Regions from separate parts of the Mus musculus genome. Here region 2 is linked to region 1. A link is a loop called in an ENCODE intact Hi-C map of the cell type or tissue named here. Cell type or tissue: left cerebral cortex. All regions are shown on one strand.

Region 1 (8,000 bases):
TACTTATGATGATTCCACAAAAGAAACACATACCTGATACCAAATGTCTTGCTAAGAACCCATTGCTGGGCTCATAGGCTCCAGCGCTGAACAAATTAATATTATTTTGATCAATGAACAACTTCCCTCTAAAATTTTATCTCTCTGTCTGTAGTTAAACTGCAGCTTTCAGATTTCATCAGAAAAGTTTCATTGTACAATGAATAGCGGTTAATGTACACTTAAAATTGGTCCAAGTACAGGGAATTAAAACACACAGAATCTTCAGTCACAAGTAGGATGTCATTATTAGTCTCACTCCCAAGATTCAGAGACTATACAAAATAGTGGACCAAGAGAATGTAAGACTGATAGGTAATGGAGGACCAGAGGCAAACAGTGACTTCGGGACACAACAGTACTTTGGCCTTCATGAACTCAGCATCTATGGTTGCCTACACAACCACAGAGTGAGAAAGTGCTCATGAGTCCCTAACACTCTTAAGTATTGATAGTTGATAGTTCAGTTTTCTTTAAGGCTGGGGGGGTGGGGAGGAAGGAGATCAGTTTTCTTTAAGGGTGTGATTTCTGGTAGTTAACTACACTCCAGTGGATGGCCTCACACCATGAATTAGATAATTTGAGCTAGTAGGTTGTTAAATTAAAAGGAAACAAATACCAAATAAAAAGTCTTAAAATAGTGATTTTGGAGAAAACTCTTGTTCCATTGCGGAGCTTGAGACACGTGATGCTCACATCTTCTCTGTTTGTATTTACTTATCTCTGTGATGATGGAGATTATACCCACATACCCAATCCTAAAATGTGTTTGTTGTTGGTAGTGGTGGTTTGTTGTTTGGGTTTTGTTTCGTTTTGTTTTGTTTTAATTTGGGTTGGCCCTTTTGGGGTGGAGGTTGGTATTTTGTTGTTTTTATTTTTATTTTAATCTAAATATCTGTTTCTTTATCTCTAAGTCACCACTTAAAACAACATTAAAATATATTGTTCTTTTTTATCAATAGAAAACGCAAGGAGACCGGGCATGGTGGCACACGCCTTTAATCACAGCACTCCGGAGGCAGAGGCAAGCAGATTTCTGAGTTTGAGGCCAGCCTGGTCTACAAAGTGAGTTCCAGTACAGCCAGAGCTACACAGAGAAACCCTGTCTAGAAAACAAGCAAACAAACAAAGAAAATGCAAGGAGGTCTTTTGTGACTACAAATAAAAGTAATTTAAGTTTGGAAATTAGCTGTTATTCCAACACTATGCCTATGGAACAGAAGTTCTCAACCTGTGGGTCATTATTTCTTTGGTGTCACATATCAGATATCCTGAATAGCAGATATTTATATCATAATCATAACAGTAGTAAAATTATACTTCTGAAGTAGCAATGAAATAATTTTATGGTTGGGGACACCACAAGGGAAGTTGAGGACAGGACGATTGCTATGGAGTATCATTAATCCCATATCATAAAAAACAAATCCTCCTGCACAATTCTTGTTCGTTGTTCAGTTGTATTATTGTATCACTAACAAATATTAAGAAGTGTTGTGCCCACATATGTCAATGTAAGAAACCGGGATGTGCACTGGCAAGAGGGATAATTTCTGAATTCCACTATTAGATGAGCAGCACCCAGGACTAGTTAGCCCAAAGCTTCCATTTCTTGGGGTTCATGCCACTTAATCAGTAGTTGGTGTTTTATGTGCTAAGTCTTTCTAGAAGCTTCAGAAGAATATCCTAATAATGAAATAAAAAACTTAACTTAGTCTTCTAGAAAGAAAATGCAGTTTCGTACTGGTGTTGAAGCTCATACCGTTCCCATAAAACAGAAACAAATCCAACAACTGTTTGATTGTGTCTGGAGGATAAGAGAGGGATGTAGAGGTCAGTGAATTATAAAACTATCTGTATTGGACTGATCCTTCTTATCAACTCACAGACTCAATGGATCTAAGGATATGTACTGAAAGGAACTTGAGATTAGCATTTTGTTTAAGAGTAGAGAGGAGTAATATGTGTGAAAGTGACTATACCTAAATCTATTGATAGTCTACTAGAAGAGGGAAGGGAAATCGCTCCATGATTCAACCAATCTTTGACGTTCTAAAGCCATAATCAAGAACTTAAAAAGAGTCAGAAGCAAATTATTTCTTGTGATCTGAGCTGAAATGGGAAAGGATCCATTACCTGTTTTTTTCACTGTACCCCCACATATGGTGAGGAAACTATCTTTCAGCCATACCTACAATGGAGCTTTTCACAGATGAGTGTGAAAGTTGGAGCTTTGTGGAACCATATCTTTCCTTCCACCTTTACCAAGTGTATTAGTTATTTTTCTGTTGAAATAATCTTCTTTGACAAAAAAGACTTAGGGACCAGGGGGTTTACTTTGGCTTATATCCCAGTAGGAATGGAGTACACCTGCAGGGAAGGCACAGCAGCAGGCAGGCATAAAAGCAAGAGCAAGAAGCTGGCAGGTAAAATTTTATCCCCCACATAGAAAGCAGAGCAAAACCAGAAAGTGGGGCCATGCTATACCCCAGTTTCCTGAAGGTTCTGTAACCTCTTCAAATATCCCTAAAGTAAGGACTTTGTGTAGAAAATCAATAGCCTATCAGGGCTGTTTCTGAGCCAAACTACCACATATCCGGCTCTGGGGTCAAACTCAGGTCCTCGGGTTTGCCTGGGAAGTGTTTTATGGGTTGAGTTATCTGGATATATCCAGAAGTAGAACCTTTCAACTTGGGCCCTAGAGGTCATTAATTATATCACTTTCTCCAAGGACTAAGATTTCAATGAAAATGCACCTGTCAAAAGCTCAGTAGCTGCTGGTTCTAAAAAAAAAACCAACCAACCAACCAAACAAACAAACAAAAACTACTATGACACCTATTTATCCTTTCTCTCATTTTTAGAGGCCAAATTTCACTCATTTCCATGATAGGAGAGTGCATCCCATTGTAGACTACACTATCACTAGGAAGTTGGCCCTTGACTGTATAAAGAAGCTAGTGAAGCATGAATATAAGAGGGCTAGAGAGTGAGCCAGCAAGCAGCAGCCCTCTAAGGTTTCTGCTTCCAAGTTCTTGCCTTGAGTTCCTGTCCTGACTTCTTAGAATGAAAGACTGTAACGTATAATACAAAATTTCCTCCTCAAGTTGTTTCTGGTCACAGTGCTTTGTCATAGCACAATAGAGCAAGTATAGAAGACAAGAATATTTAATCTCCTCTGAGCACATAGTCTGCCAAACTTCAGCTTGATCCTGGAACATACTAAGCCAGCTATGGCTTTTAGGACTAACCCAGGCTCTTTTTAAATTCTATGGAAATGTGAGCTGATCTTTCCATTCTAAATTGGCTAGGACAAAGTAAAGATCATTCTGAAGGAGGCAATTTTACAAGAATATCTCACAATTTAACTTCCATGGCAATTTAAAGCAATGGTGTGGGGGCGGGACCAGCAGCAAGATGGTGGAATAATTGCTTATTCAAACAGGGTGTGAAAAGCTGAACAGCTCCCTGTGCACAGTTTTAACCTCCACATGCTTCCAAAACTGCCTCTTTATTCAGCAAAAGTATTTCCAACATCCATGAATAGTTACTTTGAAAGTGAATACTGTCATGACAGGTTAGAAAAAGCTATAAGCATAATAACACACACACACGGGCACGCACACACGCACGCACGCATGCACGCACACATACATACATACATACATACATACATACATATTTATATTCTCTAAGCCAGTCTTACACGCGTTCGCGACCGGCCAGGAAAGACGCAACAAACCAGAATCTTCTGCGGCAAAACTTTATTGCTTACATCTTCAGGAGCAAGAGTGCAAGCCCCAAGCCCAAAACGAAAGCGAAACCCCGTCCCTCTTAAGGAGAGTTATCCTTCGCCTAGGACGTATCACTCCCTGATTGGCTGCAGCCCATGGCCGAGTTGTAGTCACGGGGAAGGCAGAGCACATGGGGTGGAGAACTACCTTTGGCACATGTGCAGATTATTTGTTTACCACTTAGAACACAGCTGTCAGCGCCATCTTGTAACGGCGAATGTGGGGGCGGCTTCCCACAGTTCCCCCTTTTCTATTAATAAAAGCAATAGGCCACCCATATTAATGAGAGTGGAGATAGAGGTCAAATCCCCAGTGTGCAGGTAAAGGAGCCGTACACATAACCTCCTTCCAGGCTCATCACCTAGAGGGGTCCTGGTCTGGTCCCGTGTTGTTTTTCCTGGAGGAAGGACACTTGAACACTCAACCTTCTTGAAAAATGACATGTCTCCCTAGAATAGGCTCATATATGCCGCAGAGCCCTTCTACTGCAGTGCTTAGCCGTGCAACTCTCTCGGGCTGCTGAAGCACACTCACTCTATCCCGTGCAATGAGACTAGCCTCGTGGGGTGCAAGAGCTGAATGGCCAGCGACCTATTGCTTAAGCATAGATATATCAGGGGGAGCACCATGTTCTAAAGCTGCAAGCGCCTGGGCAATAACCACCTTGTCTCTCCTAAGTTTGGGCCTTAAGCTTACAGACCAACCAAAGAAGCAACACTAATCCACAGCAAAGTGTATCTCCAAATAATATCAATCCCACCCATTCTTTAAAGAAGGAAAATGCTGAGGAGATCCAATTGGGTAATCCTTTGGTCAGGGACAGGTCCAAGCGCGTGGAGTTGACCTGAAGTCTCAATTCCCGAAGGGTCTGTTCAAATTCAGCCGTCCAATTCTGTAACATATACTGAGAAAGACTTTTTGACAAATTAGCTGCCCTAGTAAATTTCTCATACTGAATGGAAGTAACACACAATCCCGGAAACTTTTGTTCACATCCCAGCTGAGCTATTTGCCATAATACATCTAGTTGTTTCTGGACAAGATCTATGAGTTGATTAACCAGCATGAGACCACCCTGTATCTTGACATTAGCTGAGGCCTGTTTATCTATGACTGTAGTCACTGAGGCTGACAAAGTGTTAATGGTGTCAGTCGTCTGGACCTGTCCAGACAGAGCCAAGGCTGTCTGAATCAAGGCCAAACCCAGTTCCTAGTTAGTGGTAAAAAAGCAGGGGAATACTTGAGCATTATACATCACCGGCATTGGGAGTGGAAATGTCGACATTATCCCCCAACGCTGCTCTCTCTTTATTATTGACGCCCTGGACATCACCAAGACGAGGGACATCAGTATTCCCTTGGTCAGTCTGGATTTTTCGGGTGAGTCTTTCTGGTATCCAAAATGGGTTGTCTTCATTCTGTGGGAAAACACAAATAGCTCCCCTGGATCTTATCAAAATAGGATCCGGGCCATACCATTTATTATCAAGGACATTTTTCCATTTAACCATCTCATTGGGCCTATCTGGCTCTGAACAATGACGTTCAGCCGCAGTATGGCCATGAGCATCAATATTTAAAAAATTGAGTGTAAAGAGTGCCATAGACACAGACACTCTTGGTACTTGGGGTAAAGTCTCGACTCCCCTCTTCTGTTTTATTAGATAGGCTTTGAGGGTGCGATGCGCATGCTCAACAATACCCTGTCCTTGAGGGTTGTATGGAAGTCCAGTCAGGTGGGTCACGTCCATCTGACGGCAGAACTGCTGGAATTTTTGAGATGTATAAGCTGGTCCATTATCAGTCTTAAGGAGTTTGGGTTTCCCCCAAGCACTCCATGCCTCAAGACAATGTTGAATCACATGTGAGGCTTTTTCTCCGGTTAACGGAGAAGCAAACATGATGCCAGAACATGTGTCAATGGACACATGGAGATATTGAAGTTTTCCAAAGGAAGAAACATGTGTAACATCCATTTGCCAGACCTGTAGAGGTCGAATACCGCGTGGGTTAATTCCCACATGAGGAACTGGCAAGAACTCACAGCAGCTTTGACATTGAGTAACAATGTCACGGGCTTCTTTTCTTGTCAAGGAGAAACGACTGCATAATGTTTCAGCCGTCACATGAAAATTGTTATGAAAATTTCTTGCAGCCTCTACCGGGGATGATAGGGCAGCAGCCACCACTTTAGTGGCCTTATCTGCCAAATCATTTCCCAGAGCCATGGGGCCAGGTAGGCCTGAATGGGCTCTAACATGAGTAATATAAACAGGAAATCTTCTAGATAACAAAACTAATTGTATCTGCTGAAAAATATTGGCAACTTTACTGGAAGGCTTAATCACTCCAGCCACTTCTAAAAGATTTACTGCATTAACCACATAACAGGAATCTGACACAATATTAAGGGGTTCTAAAAAGGTTTTTAAAACTTCTAAAACCACTAAACATTCTACCACTTGAGGTGAATTTTCATTATATTGTTTGGATACCACTTTACCATTAGCCACATAGGCACCTATGCCAGTTTTTGATCCATCAGTATATACCACAATCCCATTTTTAAGTGGGTTTCTTACTGTTATTTGTGGAAACACAACAGATTGATTTTGGGCAAACTGTAAAATTGGATGTTTTGGATAATGGTTATCTATTTGTCCTGAAAAGGAGGTAACTAAAACTGCCCAATCATTAGATGTAGCTGCCAAGGTTTGAACCTGTGCAGCGGTATAAGGTATAAGATATGGACTTCGCCCAAAGTGGGTGATTGCTGCTTTTAGGCCTTTAAGGGCAAGCTGTGCAATTGCATCAGGATACCAATCTATTATTTTAGCTGGGGATATGTTTGGATGGATCCACAACAATGGCCCATTCTGCCACAAAACTGCAGTTGGCAATTGTGCTGTCTTAAAGACACACAAACTGAAAGGCTGCGAATCCTCAATACATTGTAATTGTGCATTCTGTAAGGCATTTTCCACTTTTTGTAAGGCCTGGTTAGCAGCTAGAGTAAGAGCCCTAGGGGAGGAGATATGAGGATCTCCTTCTAAAATACCAAACAAAGGCCTTAACTCAGCGGAAGGAATCTTTAAAAAAGGTCTGAGCCAATTAATATCTCCCAACAGCTTTTGAAAATCATTTAAGGTATGGAGGTGATCTCTTCTTATCTCTACCTTTTGGGGCACAATCTTATCTGAGGACACCACAGAGCCCAAGAATTGTCCTGTATCAGAAATTTGGACTTTTTCTGTGGCTATCTGTAAACCCCACTGACTTAAAGTTTTAAGTAGAAAAGGATATGCCTTTTGTAGCATGGTAAGGTTTTTATGGCACAGGAGGATGTCATCCATGTAAAGGAGCAAAATTAAAGAGGGGAATTGTTCCCTCACTGGCAAAAGAGCTTCTTGCACATAAAGTTGGCACATTGTAGGACTATTGGACATTCCCTGTGGTAAGACCTTCCATTGATACCTCTTATCAGGTTCCATGTGATTAACAGAGGGGATGGTAAAGGCAAATCTGGGCCTATCCCTTGGACACAAAGGTATAGAAAAGAAACAATCTTTAATATCTATAATAATTAAATTCCAGCCACGTGGTAAGGCGGAAAGTACAGGGAGACCCCTCTGTACCGGGCCAAATAAGTTCATTTGCTCATTAATGGCTCTGAGGTCATGGAGCAGTCTCCACTTTCCTGACTTTTTCTTAATTACAAAAATTGGAGTATTCCAAGGTGAGGTAGATGGTTCAATATGGCCTAGTTTTAATTGTTCCTCTACCAGTTGAATCACAGCTTCCAGTTTTTCAGAGGATAGGGGCCATTGAGGAACCCACACTGGATCCCCTGTTTTCCATGGTGTGGGTCGTGCTGCCCCAATGGCCCTTAGGGAAAACCCAGACCCTGTCTGTCTTGGTTTCCATTAGGTAAGATGGGCTCTATCCTTCCCTGTTCTTGATGTCCTAACCCTTTTCCTTCTTTATAACCCATCTTTGCCATGATATTTTTTGCTTAGCTGAATACCCTCTCGATGGGGCGTTTTCATTGGACAAAATAAGGCCCAAATGCTGCATAATATCCCTTCCCCAGAGGTTAACCGGGAGTGGGAGCACATAAGGTATGAATTTCCCTTGCTGCCCTTCAGAGGATTCCCACGTCAAGGCAAT
Region 2 (8,000 bases), 130 kb before region 1:
ATCGTGGTACTATCTCTTACGTAGATTCTCTGATTGGAATACCTACATATGATTCTCCATGGGGCAGCTCCGTGTTCTTTGATGATTATAGCTGGAAAGCAGGTGTCAGCATCCCAGGAGAAAAGAAGTGAAAGCTGACAATTTCTGTAGCCTTGACCTAAAAACCGGTGTAATAGAACTTGAATGTTGTGGTAGAAAACATGGCCATTGCCCTCTTGAACTTTTAGCAGCTGTGATAGGGAAAGGGGTATTCATGATGCTCTGCCCTTCTTCAGTCCTTTATAGATAATGGCTGTTATATGGAGAGGTTCAAAGGCCCCATACCTCCAGGAGGATATTTAAGCTATTAACAGTTGTGGGAGGGGGAAAGATATTTTCTTCACTAGTATAGCAATTTTTAATTTACCTATGGTACTAAAAGTAATCTCACTAAAACCTGTTGGTTCACCTGTGAAGTTGAAAGCAATCATCTTGGGGATCTGTCACTAGTTAACTCTCTGGTGTGAGTAAAACCACTGTTTTGCTTTCCAGAGAAATTTTACAACAGTATTCTGGTGTCATGGAGCCCAGATTGAAGGATAGAAGGCAAACTAAAACCACAAAGACAAGTGAACAGAAAGTAACATGACTGGCGACAGAGTTTCAATAAATTTGGGGACTGTGATTGAAATCCTTCATATTTGTCATGATGGACCTCTAAGGAAAGTACAGATAACAATACCACTTTCATTTTCTGTTTTGTGTATAAGTAACATTTTATCCATGGCAGGCAAGCTGGGATACAGGTTTATAATAGTCAAAGAGTTTTCATCGTTTGGTTTCATGTACCCTTCCACTCTATCTACCCTAACTAGAGCAAAGCAGGAAGAAGCAAGCAGTGACTTGGAGGACCACTTAAAATGTGAATCCATGTTTGTTTATGCTATATTATTGTAAATGTTCTGGCTAATTTTATGCTAACTTGACAGAAGATGGAATTGTCTGGGGGGGCAGGATCTCAATGAAGAAATTGATTTTATTGTAGAGAATCTTGTAGGACATTTTCTTTGTAATTGATGAGGGAGGTCTCAGCCCATTGTGAGTGGTATGACACCTAGGCAGGTGGTTTGGATGCTATGAGAAAGCAGAATGAATTAGCCATGAGGACCAAGCGAGTAATCAGTATTTCTCCATGGCCCGTACATTAGGTCCTATATCTAGGCTCTTTCGTGTTTGAGTTCCTACTCTGACTGCTCTGAATGATGGACTGTAATATGAAACCGTCAGCAAAAAGAACCCTTTCCTCAACAAGTTATTTCTGATTATGATATTTCATCACAGTAAAAGAAACCCTAACCTCAATACTATGTCAAAAAGATAATTGCGAGTCAGGAGATACTGAACACAGTGATGGCAATAGGTTGGGAGATAAAAATTGGAAATGAGGGTAGCAGCTAGTAAACAAGGCAGAAAGAGGCGATGTTTGATGCCTCCAATGGACCTGCTGCATGCTCCTTTCCATAACAGTGCGCCAAGACCCAGGTCACATCCAGAGTGGCAGAGATTGCACTGCTATTAATGCCTTCTATAGGATCCTTCTATAGAATCTCTAAGACCGTTATAGCATATTGAGATGGGTCAAGTATCTTTAAACACATAGTTATTCTTTCATAGTTCTAGATGCTGGGCATCTAAAATCCAGTTGCAAACAGGGTCCCTTCGACAGTATTAGATAATAACACTTCTTCTTTAGTTCCTGGTATGCCTTGGCTGGTGGATGACCAGTGTGATCTCTGCCCTCTTGTATCTATGTTCAAATTTCTCTTCCGAAAAACAAAACAAAGCCAATTTTAGTTGAGTGGAGTTTCAGTCTAGTACAACCTTATCATCACCCACTTACATATGCAAAGATCCTACTTCCCCATAAGGTCACACCCTCAGCTTCTGGATAGTTAAAAACATGGACAGTATTCATCCTAGACTACCTCCTTGTGGGTTGGGAGGCTGGATTTCAGGCAGGCTCAAAAACTATGTTTGCTATTCAAAGAAACAATCTGGAATTTAAAACCAGATCTTTCTGACTGCCATCCTCTACTGTTTCCACTATACAACAAAAATAAACACTCCCAACATACCTATCATACTTGATTCTATATGGCAATACTGCAAAATAAAGAAGGCTGCATGTTACCTATATTTTCGCAAAGGGAAAAAATTACTTCCTTGAACTTTCTGGTGTTTGTATCTGTCTCCATAACAACCCATTTTATCTTTCATGAGTGTGATCACTTTATCCAAGTTGCTTCATTTCTGTCTATTTGTATGTAACACAGGGAAACTGCATGGATGGTGCTACTGATGAGTGGGACAGAAAGAAAGATAAGGTATTGCTTGGAATACAGGGTTTAGCTGCAATGTTTGAACTTAAATTTACTCTCAGAGGCCATAGCTTCAACATAGAACATTTCTTTAGAGAAACAAGCCTGTTAAACTATCAGCAGGCCACTTTATCCATGGATGTTATCAGAAGTAATGTTCATGACCTATGAATGTCATAAAAACCAACAAATTTGAAACACAGTGCAGTTTTATAATACTGAGTTGTTACAATAAGTATTCAATAAATAGTGATTAATATGTAGCCAATGAATGAAAATATGGCTAGAAAGATGGCTTGGTGGATAAATTACTTGCTTTAGAGCTGTAAGAACCTGAGTTCATATTCCAAGAACCTACACAAATCTGAATATAGTAGCAGGAGTTCCTAATACCAGCATTCCTAACTTGAAATGGGAATAGAGAGAGAATCCTCATATTCTATAAGTCTAGTAGTTTTAACCACGATTTAAGGTGCTGCATGTTATTGCACACATCTGTCAATGCTTACATAAGAGCACAAATGTACACACAAGCATGTATGTGCACATGTGCAAACAGTGAATGGGGAGCAGAGAGAGAGAGAACAACAATAATTCATATAAATATAAGCATGCAAATTAGTTGTTTTTAGGCCCTTGTGCATTTAAATTGATTTATCATTACATAGGCTGGGGTTTCCAAACATAAAAATGGTTGGAGCTACAAAGACCTTCAAAAGAGCCTGACAGACACATTAAAATCAACCTTCTTTATAAGGCTTATGACACCTTTCAAGTTCAGTCTGCCAAATGAGATGGGAAAGTGTGGATAGCTCTTTTATTCTTTTTTCCCTTTCATCACAAGCAAAGCAACCTCTGCTTATATAACAGTCTTAGTCAGGATCACCCAGGCACAGCTTGACGAGCTGTCAGTTACTATTTGTGGCTTGCTTCCTCCCAGCCTTCCTCCTGGGAGACTGGCAGGACAGAGCCATGTCCACTCTTCCTAGTTTTCCTGTAAAATTTTTGATCCAGTTACCTTTCTTTGTTTCTTTGTTTCTGTGTTTCTTTCTTCCTTTGTTTTCATCTTTTCTTTCTTTCGTTTTATCTTCGCAGTGTTAGTCCAGTAAGTATTTATCGTCTAGAGCACGTGTTTGTGATGAAAATTAACCCAAGAGACTAGAGACCTAGAGACCTTTGAAAGCAAACATAGCAAGCCTGAAAAGAAGAAAGTTGTCGTTCACCTGTGACTGTGCTCCAAATCACACCGACGAAGAGCAACCACAGCACAAAGGATGGTAACATTTTTTTTTATAACTAATTTTAGCTGTGGTGCCACCTACACTCCTACCCAAGGAATAAAATCTTGCTATTCTTCCTTTCTTATTAAAGTATAGCAGGGCTCTGGCATCTGTGTGGAAGGCACAGTTTCTGTATCAGAGAATTGTGGGACTCCTGTTGGCAGTGACAATTTACTTTGTATAACCACAGGAAAACTCCAGGATGCAGAGTCTACAGACTTCCTCAGAATGTATTGCTTTTCTCCTGACATCCAATTCTCTCCTTTCTTGTCTGTATTTTTCAAACTCGGAACATCTCACCAGCTCATCAGCTTTGTCTTTGCTGTTCATGCTGCAGACTCTGCAGTCCCACCTAACTTTGGTTTCTGTGTCTGTCATTAGAGATTAGGCAAACATCACTGCAGTACTCATTGGCCCTCTTGTTGCTCCACGCAGTTCACCTGCTTCCTCTTGGGGCTTCATTCACCTTCAGTCACTTTCATACCTTTCAAGTCTATAATACTGATTCTCAACAGTCAACACAGCTACTTAATATTGTTACAGATATGTCACTTCCTAAGGGGTTTTCCCAATTCCCAAGCAAAAATCTAGCCATAGCGCCATTTCTCACTCCAAGGATGAGAGTATCTGTCCTTACATCCCTCTGTATGCCAGAAACTGACATTTGGGCTACAGTAAGATATTGAGTGTCTGCTCAAAGGAGAGTAGAAGAGAGATATGAAATAATTAACATAGAAAACACAATATGTGACTGTGGAATAGGAGAGGTCTTCTCTGGAATATCAGGACAATGAAATGTCTCCAGAAAAGGTGATACTTGAGATAACAAACAAACAAACAAACAAACCTTCAAGATGATGAAGGCCTTTCCTGGATGAAAAAAGGAAAAGGCAGGCCCCTGCAAAACAAGCACTAATTACTATGACAGAGTGCTGGAAACAGGGATATCAGACCCTGGCCTGAGCTTCCAGTTAGCTGCACTTTGTGTGTGTGTGTGTGTGTGTGTGTGTGTGTGTGTGTGTGTGTGTGTGTGTTGGGAGGGATGCTAAAGGGAGTTAAAGCAACTGCCTAGTCTAATCTTGCATTACTGTATTTCTAAGCATTTAGGTGATTCATCCATGCTGTGTGGAAGAGATGCTAGCTTCAGAGTATACTGAGAATGTACTTCTGCATCACATCTATATTAGATTAATCTATACCGTTTGGCTTTGAAAGAATGGCACTCTATAGAACTTAGCATAAGCACTATGACACTGGAGCATAGAATTGAAATTTTTCCTAAGAATAGACTCTGCTGCAAGAAGCCTATCCACAACGTCCTTGTAGACTTCACTTTCTATTCGGAATTGGAATTTCACCTTACATGCTGAAAGAACACACTGCTCTTACTATCCTTAGGTCACTCCCCACTGTTTTATTATTGCCTCTTCATTATGACTTTGACATCAACAAAAACCTTGGTGTTTGACAGAATCTATGAAATGCATCTGACATCAGTCCTGTGTATCCCATCAGAGAGCAAAAGAAATAATGTTTATTATCTCATTATGTACCCATTTTTACTTAGAAAATGGTTTGTTCTGGAAGAACAAGAGGTTGTATTATTTTGAATCCTCTAATTTTAAGTCTGATCAATCACTTGATTGCTTTCAATAGTTTTTAAATAACTCATGTATATATATGTGAATGTATGTGTGTGTGTGTGCTTGTGTGTGTGCTTGTGCGTGCGTGCACACATGCACGCTTGTTCACACATATGTTGAGCATATGGGAAGTCTGGAAGAGAGTATTGGTTTTCTTGTTTTCCTGGAGATTTTCCTGTAGGGATTGCAAACTGCCTGAGTAGGGCTTCTGAGAAACAAACTCAGGGCTTCTGAAAGAGCAGGATGAACTCTTAACTGCTTATGCCTGCTTTCTTTTGAATTACTACCTCTCACTTGTCAAGCTACACTCTACTAATCTAAACCTATTACAGCCATAACCCTGCCATCCTATCATAGCCTGGGAAACCTAATATGTCTTACCAGAACGAACAACACATTCATTAGTAGATGCCTTTATAATTTTGTTCCTCATGTCTCAACTGGAAGGCAGCATGAATTACAGAAAAACTGTGTATAAGACCTGGTTCTTCTTTGTGAAGCTAGTCTAGTTACCAGTCTAAATCCACAGGATAAAAAGCAAGCTCAGCTATGCTTTCTTCTCTAGGGCAATTTAGGCTAGCAGTCAAGCAATTACTGCCTGGAGCAGAAGAAAGCTGTCCCCACAAGTAGACAGCTGGGGAGCTGTGAATTAGCTTTTCAACACCTGAAGTCTCTATTAAAGAGAGTCAATGGCCCTGCTTTGAGAATAGTAAGGAAAGCCTGGGGTTATATGAGGTACCTTCCTTCACAGTAATTTTTCACTTTTATAATTAGTAGTGAACCATTATCTTTGATATCATAAATAAAAAGGTACAAGGGGGAACTATGTTATCACATACATATTCAATTCAGGGTTGTCCATGACTAGAAAGAGTACTGCATAAAAATAGGGATGGCTTTTCTATAAGACTTTTAAAATCAATACATATTGCCCAAGACAGATTAGGCCACATCCAACTGAATGTGATGCTGGCTTTCAAATAAATCTGCATTCTACAGTGCAACAAAGGACAGCCATCCCCCACTGGTGGAATCAAATCCAGTGGTTCTCACATTAAAGTTGCCGGTCACATTCAAATTAAACTCCTCCTTTGGTTCTGATGGATTGGAGAGGTTTGGGTGCTCTCAAACATACATTGCTAACAAATTCTTAGGTGATTAACACACTAATTGATGAGGATTACACTTTGGAAAGTCATGATTGCTGGTGCATACTATAACCCCAGCACACAGGAAACAGAGAGCACACTAGTCTACATAGATATACTCCATCTCCAGAAAGAGAAGAAGAGAAAGAGAGGTGGCAGAGAGTCATGAGTGTGCTGCATCCAAATTAGAGATTATTCTTATCCGGCTATAAGGGAAAGGAAATCACCCACTTAACTTCAAGACAGACAGACAGACAGAAAATAGATTCATGGGTGGATAGATGAGTAGATGGATGGATAGATGCATAGATGAGAGAGAGTAGGGAGAGAGGTGAGGAGACATCCCTAAAGAACACTTCATAGCAGAATAGACAATTTGAGCGAAAAGTAAATGATCTCTTTTGAGGGTAAAAGGAAAATGTAAAATAATATTTTGAGAATGCATTTGGGTTAATCAAATTGGCAAAATTTAGCTAATAGAGGCTCATATCTATAATCTCATCACTCAGTTTCAAACAGGCAGGTTGCCTTGAGTTTGAGACTTGTAGAACAAAACAACCTGTAGAATGTTAGTGCTAAATATTTCCAAAGGTCAGGGGAAAAAAAAGTTTACAGTAACTTTTAAAGTTTGTACTTCTAAGTGTATCCTGAGGTCTTGTTCATTCCATTTGTACTCCACTATCTCTAAAATAGTCTGAAAGATAATAGCTGTTGGGCACAAGACAGACTGCACAGCAAACTGAATGTGGGCAGTTTACAAATTACCTACCTCAAACTCCTCTGTATCAGCAATTATGTCCTGATAGCTACAGCAGTGAAAATTTCTGTTACCTGGTTTTATGGAACATTACTATGGATACTAGGCACTCAGAGACACATACACACAGAAATGGTTTTTGTTTTGTATCGTTTTTGTTTTTGATTTTTTTTGTACAGATTCTGTGTAACTCAATTAAAACCTCATGGGTTTTATTCTTATATGATCATATTTTAATTGTTACTGGGCATTATTTACTGTGCTTGTAAAGAAATGGTTCATGATGGCCCAATAATTTACTCTTCTGGGAAGATGCAACATGGACCCTGAACACCTAGTGTTGTTAGAACGAAAAGTACATCTTCACAGTGTTTACTGTGAGACAGACAGAGATGTCTCCAAAATGGCAAAAAGAGAAGCCAGGGCTCTGAAGGATGTCACAAGGCATCTCATGATAGGTTCATTTGTAGGAGAGACAGACAGAGAGACTCTAATGGGAGAAAGACCTACTGAGAATGGCCAAGATAATCCCCAACAACTTGTTGGTTGAATTTCTTTTTTTTTATTAGATATTTTCTTTATTTACATTTCAAATGTTATCCCCTTTCCTAGTTTCCCCTCCAAAATTACCCTACCCCCTCCCCCTCCCCCTGTTCCTCTTGCATTTCTACACTGACCCTCAATAAATTCTCATTTGTTTATTGCTGTTTTAGCCATTCAGGAGACCTTGTTACTCTTGCCAATTAGTTCTTAAGAGCATAAGCATATCTTGGCAGTAACCAAACCATTCCTTCTGATATAATTTTATCTGCCTT

Evidence for each region. Peaks named below come from ENCODE experiments on the same cell type or tissue, not always from the same donor. Only the 100,000 strongest peaks of a DNase experiment are listed, where the experiment ranks them.
Region 2: it touches region 1 in a loop (7-fold over the local background); 3 of 42 quality-filtered maps call a loop at or near these places.

The regions. Positions count from the first base shown.
Region 1 is chr3:20,690,973-20,698,972 of GRCm38, reverse strand. No RefSeq gene overlaps it. Among named protein-coding and RNA genes, the nearest start is that of Gm31552, 130 kb to the left of the region's middle. In left cerebral cortex, no CTCF peak of the experiment used is centred here; a DNase peak (open chromatin) is centred at 3,446; H3K27ac peaks cover 1,461 bases.
Region 2 is chr3:20,817,652-20,825,651 of GRCm38, reverse strand. Gm31552 (a long non-coding RNA gene) reads left to right here and starts at 3,291. Exons shown (of 4, transcript XR_389614.2): 1 at 3,291-3,353; 2 at 3,453-3,634. In left cerebral cortex, no CTCF peak of the experiment used is centred here; DNase peaks (open chromatin) are centred at 3,242, 3,749, 4,151 and 4,714; H3K27ac peaks cover 4,747 bases.